2 separate regions of the Mus musculus genome follow, and region 2 is linked to region 1. A link is a loop called in an ENCODE intact Hi-C map of the cell type or tissue named here. Cell type or tissue: left cerebral cortex. All regions are shown on one strand.

Region 1 (5,000 bases):
GCGCTCTCGGCAGCCGCGTCCTCAGCTCTGTGTCCTCAGCACCGCCTCCGCCCCCCGGAGCCTCGGCTCGCGCCGAGCCTGACGGACATCCGGGCACCGGGGGCAGCCGGGCGAGCCGCACCTCCCTGGAGCCCAGGGAGCGGCGATGCCCGCCGCCCCGGGGCACTGTCGGGTCACCAGAGACCAAGGGGTGCGTCCGCACCGCCCGCTGCGGGGTCCCGGCTCCCAGTTCGCCCGCACTTCGGGGGCGATGTGCGCGGCGCTGGGCTCCCCTCGAGGTGCCCGAGCTCGCCGGGACCCCCCCGCAGGCGCCGCGGTGGTACGGCCCGCCTCCTTTTAAGGGCAGCGCGCACCTCCGCCGCCGCCGCTGCCCCCAATTCGGCTGTGTTCAAACGCGCGCTACAGAGATCCCCGCGCTCGGGCTGGGACCTCAGGGTCCTGCTGCCGTGGGGATGTGCTGGGAGTGGGAGCATCGGATCACTGCCTTCGCTGCTTCTGGCCGCTGCTGCGGGGCTTGCCATCGGAAACATCAGGGATCGGCTAGCAACCCTTCTTCAACTTTGCTTTCAGTTTTGAAAGTGCCCAGAAACAAGTGTTTATACGACTTCCCTCTTCGAGGCAACATGCGATTACACAGAAGACAGCCATTCAGGGAAGTCCCCTAATAAATTAAAAGAATTGCTTCCCCTCCACCCCACCCCACCCCACCCCCCGCAAACAAAAACCATGATGCAAACCAACGTAAACGCTCGAAAGCACAATCGAAAATTGCGTCAACTCAGACACAGGAAAGACACCAGGCTTTGCCTGGGAAGCGGCTGAAAACAACGATGGGCAGAAAGGCAGGGAGAAGACTTAACAGGGGCATCCCGGAGGACCAGCCTGCTGCTGGAAGGACACTTTCTTGGTGCGCTCCGGGTTCGACCCGGGACTCACCACATTATATTGCTCATGTAACTGATTGCCCAGTTTCTAAATACCGCAAGTTTCCAGATTCCGGTAGTCCCTCTCAGAGGTCAGAACTACTTACATAAGAACACAAGACAAAGCTTGTCTTTCACTCCCCTGGCTTTAGCTCTGATGGTGGAGAACGACTGACGCCTTCGCAGGAATGAAGGCTGTGGTGGCAAGTGAGACAAGTTGCCAGACACTGCTTTCTCCACCACCTACAGTAGTAGTTTGGAGAACTCGTGTACTTTAGGAATGCCCTTGATGAACTAACTAGTCCTTTGAATTTTGACTCTGAAATGCGGGGTTTTTCCCTCTGTCTCTATGTCAGTCTCTCTGTCTCTCCTCCCTCCCTCCTCCTCCTTGTGACAAACGGGAAGTGCACAGAAAGCACTGTTCTGTTCTAAGCTCACAAGCACAGCACCAGTCCTGAAGATGAGTGTGAAGTGACTGGAGAGAGAAACCAACCAGAAACTAGCTGGTTTTTCATAGACCATGTCTCCTAGAGATAACAATTCGCACGCTTCTGACTTGGGCATCTGGCAAGTCTCTCTTCTAGGAAAACAACTTTCAGTGTTTATTGCAAAGATAAGGTTTTACCTTCAGAGCTATAGGGGAAGCTTGCTACAGGTGAGACAGTTTCCCATACTGTCAGACCAAGGTGAGAGGGAAGGACTCACTGCTTGACTTAAGGAGCAATGGGTTCCAAATGACAATATGTGATGCTACAAAAACATGCCTGAGGGCTGGAGAGAGGGCTCATCTGCTCTTCCAGAGGTCCCAGAGTCACTTTCTAGGTTCCACATTAAGTAGCATCCATGTTCCCTTAGCTGTCTTTAACTCCAGTCCCAAGGGATCAGAAGCCTTCTTCTGTTTTCAGGAATCAGGCACACATGTGGCATATAGATATACATAGACACAGAACACCCATACACATGCAAATAAGTAAATAAAAATTCAGGGGGCTGGAGAGATAGCTCAGGAGTTAAGAGCACTGACTGCTCTTCCAGAGGTCCTGAGTTCAATTTCCAGCAACCACATGGTGGCTCACAACCATCCGTAATGGGATCTGATGCCCTCTTCTGGTGTGTCTGAAGGCAACACCAACGTACTCATATAAAATAAATAAATCTTAAAAAAAAAAAATCTAGGGGGCTGGAGAGATGGCTCAGTGGGTAAGAGCACCCGACTGCTCTTCCGAAGGTCCGAAGTTCAAATCCCAGCAACCACATGGTGGCTCACAACCATCTGTAATGAGATCTAATGCCCTCTTCTGGTGCATCTGAAGACAGCTACAGTGTACTTACATATAATAAATAAATAAATAAATCTTTAAAAAAAAAAAAAAAAAAAAATCTAGCCCGGCGTTAAATAAATAAATAACTGCACTCATCTCTCAACAGATAATTGCTGAGACAATTAAATATAAAATGAGAAAAATACAGCAAATATCTACCCATGAAGATGGAATAGGATTCGAATTAGACATTATAAGAGTCCCAGGATTGCCGGGGGTGGTGCTTTCATCCCAGCACTTGGGAGGCAGAGGCAGGCGGATTTCTGAGTTTGAGGCCAGCCTGGTCTACAGAGTGAGTTCCAGGACAGCCAGGGCTGGGTTCCTGGATTCTGAGTAGCTTGTAATATAAATCAGAATATTCTAAAATGGAAAGATCTAGCAATAGATCCAATCATACTAGAAGGAAGTCCAGGAGCCTAAAATCTCCACGTACAGGACCCAAGGTCTAGTTCAGCAATAAAAGTAAACAAAAGCAGACTGGAGTAGCTGTGAGCACACACAATCCTTGGTTTCTCAGACAAAGGAAGTCATACTTGGATGAGGCTCTGTTCATCTCGGAAGCACCTAAGTTCAAGACTGCTAAGGTCCAGCTGCACAAATGAGACACATCTTTAGTTCCAGTGCACAGGCAGAGGCAAGTGGATCACTTTGAGGCTCACCTGGTCTATGTGGCAAGTTCCAAGCCAGCCAAAAACTACATACAAGACTCTATCCTAATTAATAATTGATTCATTATAAGGTTTAGATGTAGAGTTGCCTTATTATCCAGGATATGTTCTCTTAACGATAGAAAACTACTGTGGAACAACACAGCACAAATCACCCACACAACAGAAGAGCAACTTTCCATTTCTACATTACTCCCACGGGGCCAGGGTGCTCAGGTAAGCAGAGAGGGCAGATTTTACAAGGTGAGCGGGTAGTCATTGTACCTCCTGGATGCCAGCAAGGCCTTTTCATTAGCTCTTTAAATTAATGAGCTTTAAAAGTAACTCTCACATGCATGTAATGCCAACAGCACTCAGTAGATGATGTAATCGTGTTCAAGCCCCCAGCTTGTGTGTGTCAGGCAAGCTCTCAAGCTGTGCCCCAGCTACATGTACCTTAAATATAATCACCAACTCAATGGAGTTTGCCCAAAATGGACACTAGATAAGTCATTATTTGCTGAGACAGGAGGATCAGCAGTTTAATGCCATGCTAGACAACATAACCAGTTGGAAGGACCTAGGTTATAAGAGCCTGTCCCAAGAAGCAAGAAGAGAGAGAAGCAAGAGAAGAACAGAGCAGAGAGATAAGAGGAAAGATGGGAGGAGAAGGGAAGAGGAGAAGAGAGAATGACATGGAAATTAGAACCATCCAGGAGACACTCCACTGTTTGATAAACTTTTAGATGAATATTTAAAACATTCCAAACACATGCTTTGTAGCCCAGGATGGCCTAGAGCTTGCATCAATCTTTTTGCCTCTGAAACTGGGACTCTGGCCTATACCACCACGCCCATCATAACATTACATATATTATTTTTTAAGCAGGTTGCCTTATTCACTCTAAAATTCTTAGGGATATATATATATATATATATGTATATATATATATATATATATATGTATATATATATATATATATATATATATACATACATACACACTCTCCCTGAAGGTCTGAGCCGCAGATGAGAAACAACCATTGCTCCACACACCTCCCCTTCACCGTGGTTGCTCCGTCTCAGTACGTGTGAAGGCAAAGTGGGATTTAAGGAAATCTATTTCCAGGTCTCTAATTTCCAAATGCCCTCTCCTCCCAACCCCAAGTGCCTTCTTTGTTACAAACACTACTTGCTCACTCTCATTTCCGCTCGCCATCTCCTGTGGATAAAGAAAAGCAATCCTCTAATCCATCCCAAATCGATCTTAAACGCTGCATTGCCAGGATTAAGGACAGGGCCACTTCCAAGGGACTGTTCTCTCCAGAGGGTGGGTGGGTCCCAACCCCAGAGCTCAGCAAGTATCCAAGCAGGGCTCCTCATTAAACACACTTGGGTAGCACAGCCCTTGCCAGCCCTCCCTCCTTGCCCAAGAGGCATTCAGGAGAACAGGAAAGGAGGGAGAGCCAGCTGCTCACAGCTCCTGTGATAGCAAATGTGATTTCACTGGTTTGGGAAGGAAGACTTTAAACTTTGCAACACTTTTTAAGAGGAACTCAATCAAACAAAACTCAACCCTTTTCAGCTGTTCTTTCTGCTTCACTAATTCTTATCTTCCATTTCTGCACTCCTAAAACCTTCTAGTTTGACCCTCCCCCAACACCTCTGTTCTTCCATGTGAGAACTAACTCTTAGCTCAAAGTATCATTTCCCCATTAAATCAACAACATACAAGTTTTTTTTTTTTCTTAATACTTATTTGTGGGTGTGTTCTGGTTTGCTTTGTTTTTAGACAGATTCTATCTATTATGTAGCTCTGGCTAGCCTCACAGAGATCCACCAGCTTCAGCCTAGCTAGCAAAGTGCTGGGATTAAAGGCACACACTGTCATACCCAGCCTACATTCAGTTTTTAAACAAGTTCTCCAAGTGTGTGTGGTCTATATTGACTCTGACCTCAGTCTTCCTGCCTCAGCTTCAGAGAAAACAGGCCTGTACCACTACACATGGAAGGTCACCTTTAATTCCAGAACTCAGGAGACAAAGACAGTCAGATCTCTGTCCATTCAAGGCCAGCCAGGGATACATAGTGAGACCTGTGTCTTACTA
Region 2 (5,000 bases), 66 kb before region 1:
CAAGAGCACATTAAAATACATTCTGATCAAGCAAAAATAAAACATATTTTAAAACCAACAAGACAAAAACAAGCAACTCACAATCCTCCAGAAGATGAAAATTCATCTATCAAAACTCTTAGGCTACTGTTCATCTTTCTGTGTTGAAATGAGAATCACTCCGACAGTGACATGTAATAATCTCTCCAACTCATCTGACACTTTCTGGCAATGCCCTTCCCCCAAAACAAGGAACAAAAACTGAGCTTTAAAAAAAAAAAAAAAATTAGAAGAAACAGGCTAGGGAGATGGCTCAGCATATAAAAATCACTGGTGGCTTTTCCAGAGGACCAAGAGTTCAACAGTTCTTTTCCAGAGTTCAAGTCCCAGCACCTACATGGTGGTTCACAACCACCTATAATTCCAGTTCCAAGGGATCTAACGCCCTCCTCTGGCCTCCTGGGGCAGGATTCTGAACTCTGAGAGCATCTGCAACATCCATCTAACCAGTCAGTGTGCTGGTGACATCACAGACACGGAGGGGAAAGCCTGAAGAGCTAGCCTCCCTCTGTCCCTAGCAATTACTTATGGGGCAAGCAGTAAGGAAATAGTAATTGGTTACTTTAAAGAAACAAACTGGGTCAAAATGCTGAGTGAAACACCTATAACGTGAAGACTAAGTGTTCCAAAATCCCTGAATACATTTAGAGGTGCCTGACCTGGATAAGAACAGCAGGTAACAGAACAGGATACTGACAATAAATAGGCTGGAAAACGGCAGAAAATCTCATCCCATAGTCCCCCCCAAATTTAATTTCCAGAGCTAGGGTAACTTAAGTTTGAAATTTTAAAAGCCAAAGCCTTTGGAGTTCCATGGTCAATGCATAAATAATAGCTCAAGACCTTTCTTTCCAGAAAACCCCTTCAGCACATTCTACGACAGTGCATAAACCTTCAACTGGCCATTACTGGGGGTCATTTCTGCCCTCTACAGTGAAGCCCTTTTATGAACTCATTAGCTGAGAGCGAGGGGGGGTCAGTCTACATAATGGGCTTACAGGGGAAATTTGAACGCTATATTATCAAATTTTAATACACAAAGGTTGCTTTTCCCTTTTTTACTTACGAGGTTCCTTGCTGGGGATTGGGGTGGGTTTTTGAAGGCGTGTCATATTGTTCTGTGGGGAGGAAGATGCAGTCAGAACAGCATGGAAACAGTTTTATACAACCAACCACTCGCTGAGTTCCCTCTTGTCAGCTTTTCCCCGTTACCCAGGTGCAGTACCAATCTGCACTTGATGCAGCCGCTTGGGGCAGCATTTATGGTCTCATGAAAGAGAATGCTTCTTTGGAAACGAAACGGCAGCAACGGACTTTTAGCCAGAGCACAGAGCTTGAGGTGGCACCCATCCTGCTCATAACTGCGGGGGACAGTTTCTGTTCTTGATGACAATTGATTAGGCCCCTAAGGGTGCTCCATGACAATTCTGTTCTCAAATCATACCTGGCTTGACTCTCAGGTTCATCCTTGTTTGTTTTGTATAGCCTCTCTCCCACATCTGTCCCTCCTGGAGTCAATCTCCCATAGTATAATTCATTCACTCAGCTGCTATTTATAGACAGCCTGGTAGAGACCAATATGTATACAGACATCTGTCCCATTCTGCAAAGGTACCCGAGGGACACGAAACAGGCCCACAAACATCCACTACCTAGGGCAGTCTGAGGTAAGTACATGGGGCAATTATGTAAATTTACTGTCCTCAGATTCCATAGTCTACCAGTAATGACCAAAGGCCAATTGTGGAAAGCTTACAATGGCTAAATCAGAGAGAACGTGTGGGATTCTGCCAGCAGTGTGGATGCAGGAAGACCTTCAGGAAGAAGAAGAGCCCATGTGGAGAGATGGAGAAGTTAAGCCCCGGGTGTGTCCCAGGTGAGGTTGGGTGTGCAGTGGCCAGGAGGAAGAGGGGTGAGAGCCAGGTTCACAGAACTGGATCCAGGACAGAAAGTTCAGGGACATGGCACAGGGGTGCCACAGAGAGATTCATCCCCAAGGACTGTCCTGATGTACCCAAAAGGCCGTTGATGTGTCCACACAGGGACTCAGGGTCAGGGGACCAATGCTGGGTGAGCAACTCTTAAACCCTCCTGCACTTGCAGTTACCCACTCTCTCCTCATGGTGGCAGCAGCTCTCACATTTTCAAATTGCTGTCCTGTGGCCTAGACATCTAGAGCTACAGGAGCCAGGAACTCACAAGGACTCTGATGGGAAGGTATCCTGGCCAATGCAAACTGGAAATCTTTAGGCAGCCATGTTGTGTAAGCACAGACATAAGAAGCAAGACACTCAGATATTCCGAAACATATGTTTTGGTACAATAGGCTCAGTGGGGTTTTTTGTTGTTGTTTTTGGCTTTTTTTGTTTGTTTTTTGTTTTTTAAAAAGAATTCACTGGGCAGTGGTAGCACACAGCTTTAATCCAAGCAATCAGGAGACAGAAGGAGGTGGCTCTGTGAGTTCAAGGTCAGCCTGGCATACAAAACAAGTTCCAGGCCAGGCAGAGCTACACAGAGCAACACTGTCTCAAAAACAAAACAAAACAAAAAAACAGAAAAACAACGAAACAAAACAACAGGAACAAAAAAACAAACCAAATATAAACTGACTTGCTATCATACTAAGACAGGAATGCTGTCTTAGTTAGTGTCCTTATGGCTGTGATTAAAACAACAAGATCAAAGGCAGCTTAGAGTGAAAAGGGTCACATCACTCAAGGAAGTCAAGGCAGGAGCTCAAGGCAGGAACTGGAGCAGAGCAGAGACCATAGAAGAGCACACCTTACTGACCGTGCTCCTCACAGCTTGCTCCACGTGCCTTCTTATGGCACCAGGACCACCAGCCCACAGGTGGCATGCTGGCAGTGAGCTGGGTCCTCCCACATCAATTAGCAGTCAAAAAAATGACTACAGTCCGTCCCCCACCCCCACCCCTACCCACCCCCCAGGTCCAGTTTGGCAGGGCAATTTTTTCAATGGAAGCTCCCTCTTCTAAAGTGGCTCTCGCCTGTGTTGAGTTGAGATGAAACTGGCCTGCAGGCTACACTCTGCAATGGAGGTTGTGCTCATCTGATAGCCACAGAGGCCACATTATTATTCACAGGAGCATTCCATTAACCAGAGAACTGTCAGCCCAGTCTCCCAGCATCAGACAGCTGAGTGAGTCAGGTTTCATGCTATAGGAAACCACTGATGGGCTAAATACTTTATCCTTAAATACAGTTCCAAGAGTTGTAGTCAACCTAACCATGTGTCAGCTAGGTGTGGTGGCACACTAATTTAACCCAACAGAGGCGGTGGATCTGAGTTAGAGGCCAGCCCGGTCTACAAAGTGAGTTCTAGGACAGCCAGAGAAACCCTGTCTTGAAAAACAAGACATAAGGGATGGAGAGACTCAGTAGTCAGGAACACTGAGTGATCTTACAAAGGTTCTGAGTTTAATTCCCAGCAACCACAATGGTGTCTCACAACCATCAGTACTGGAATCCGATGCCCTCATCTGGTATGTCTGAAGACAGCAACAGTGTACTCATATACATAAAACAAATAAATAAATCTTTTAAAAAAAATGTACCATGATGTAAAGAAAAAGAAAAGTAAATGTGCCATGTAATATTAACTTGTATTTGTTTAGAATTTAATGAAAACAGCTTACTTCATACAGTACCTACAGAGTGGCTCTGAGTTTTGTTTTGAGTGTATCATTGCCAAATCGGTTAACAATTATTAAAAACAAAAACAAACCACAACAAAGGAGCACGGATTTGCTCTGTAAGCAACACAAACGGCAGACGGTCACTCACTTTGGCTCTGGGTTGCAGGACTGACGTGCAGAGGGTCCTAAGAAGAAACGTTCACCATTAGAGCTGTGTGGCTTACAGCAACACCATGTAGGCTTTATAGCAAACGATATTTTCCTAAAACTCAAATTTGGAGAAAACAATGTAGCGATGGCGAAGGGAACAGTCTACTCATCGCCTGCTACATGAAGCAAACCGCCCGCCTTCTATAGGCCTCTGCAAGGCCCAAACAGCCCAATTCTCCAGTAAATCATCAATCACACCGAACAGACAAGATGGACACTGACCAATCTGATCTCTGCATGTTCTTAATGGATCTTCTTGGTTTAAAAGCATTGTTATAAACAGGGTGGAATAAACGAGGTAAGTTTGGGGTTTGTAGGTAGAGCTCCTCAAAACAGTACCATGGAAAAGGTTCCTAGAGATATGAATATGAATATGGCATCGAGCCAGACAGACCCCTGCGCTCAGGATACATCCATGCTAAAGGTTATTTAAAAGTATACACTGGGAATGGAGAGATGGCTCAGTGTTAAGAGGGATCATGGCTCTTCCACAGAGCAGAGTTCGATTCCCAGCACCACCGTGACAGCTCACAACCATCTAATACACCAGTACCAAGAGAGCCATCAACCTCTTCTGGCCTCTGTGGCCACAGCACACACGTGCTGCACACACAAAGTCATGCATGCAGGTGGCACACCCATGCCCACTAAAACAAAACAGAAAAATACTTTTAAAGTATAAGCCAAAAAGAAAAGGATGGCTGTTTCAATACATCACTGAAAACGTGCCAGTAGTCTGTTTGGTTGTTATGGAAACCAACATTAGCGTTAGCTGTTCACTTCAAAAAACTTTTAGGAAGTATAAGATAAACAAGGTTTGTTATCTAGAGAATAAGCCCTCAAATGAGAAACTGCACGAAGAAGTTTTGAAGATATAAAGCCCTATACAATTCTAAGACATTCTTGCTAACATGAGAAGGAGAATAAATTATCTAAAAGCCTTAGGAAGTACCATAAAAGCTAAACCGTGACCTTTAGCCCAGTCTCCAAAGATTCCAGAGAGCAAGGACCAGAGCACCACCCTGTATTCTTCTCACTGTGGTGGATACAGTATCTGCAGCACACCCCTACACTTCCCTCTGCTGCAGATATTGTG

The links. Hi-C counts contacts between places; a loop is a spot of excess contacts. Peaks named below come from ENCODE experiments on the same cell type or tissue, not always from the same donor. Only the 100,000 strongest peaks of a DNase experiment are listed, where the experiment ranks them.
Region 2: a loop joins it to region 1, with 4 times the contacts of the local background. A loop is called at or near these places in 18 of 42 quality-filtered maps.

Annotation. Positions count from the first base shown.
Region 1 is chr5:103,749,210-103,754,209 of GRCm38, reverse strand. Aff1 (AF4/FMR2 family, member 1) reads right to left here and starts at 48. Exons shown (of 20, transcript NM_133919.4): 1 at 1-48. In left cerebral cortex, a CTCF peak has its summit at 2,041 (motif pointing left); DNase peaks (open chromatin) are centred at 86, 347 and 1,068; H3K4me3 peaks cover 1,357 bases; H3K27ac peaks cover 1,318 bases.
Region 2 is chr5:103,815,092-103,820,091 of GRCm38, reverse strand. Aff1 (AF4/FMR2 family, member 1) reads right to left here. Exons shown (of 20, transcript NM_133919.4): 6 at 3,843-3,879; 7 at 1,106-1,157. Among named protein-coding and RNA genes, the nearest start is that of Aff1, 63 kb to the right of the region's middle. In left cerebral cortex, CTCF peaks have their summits at 1,283 and 2,153; DNase peaks (open chromatin) are centred at 1,287 and 2,165.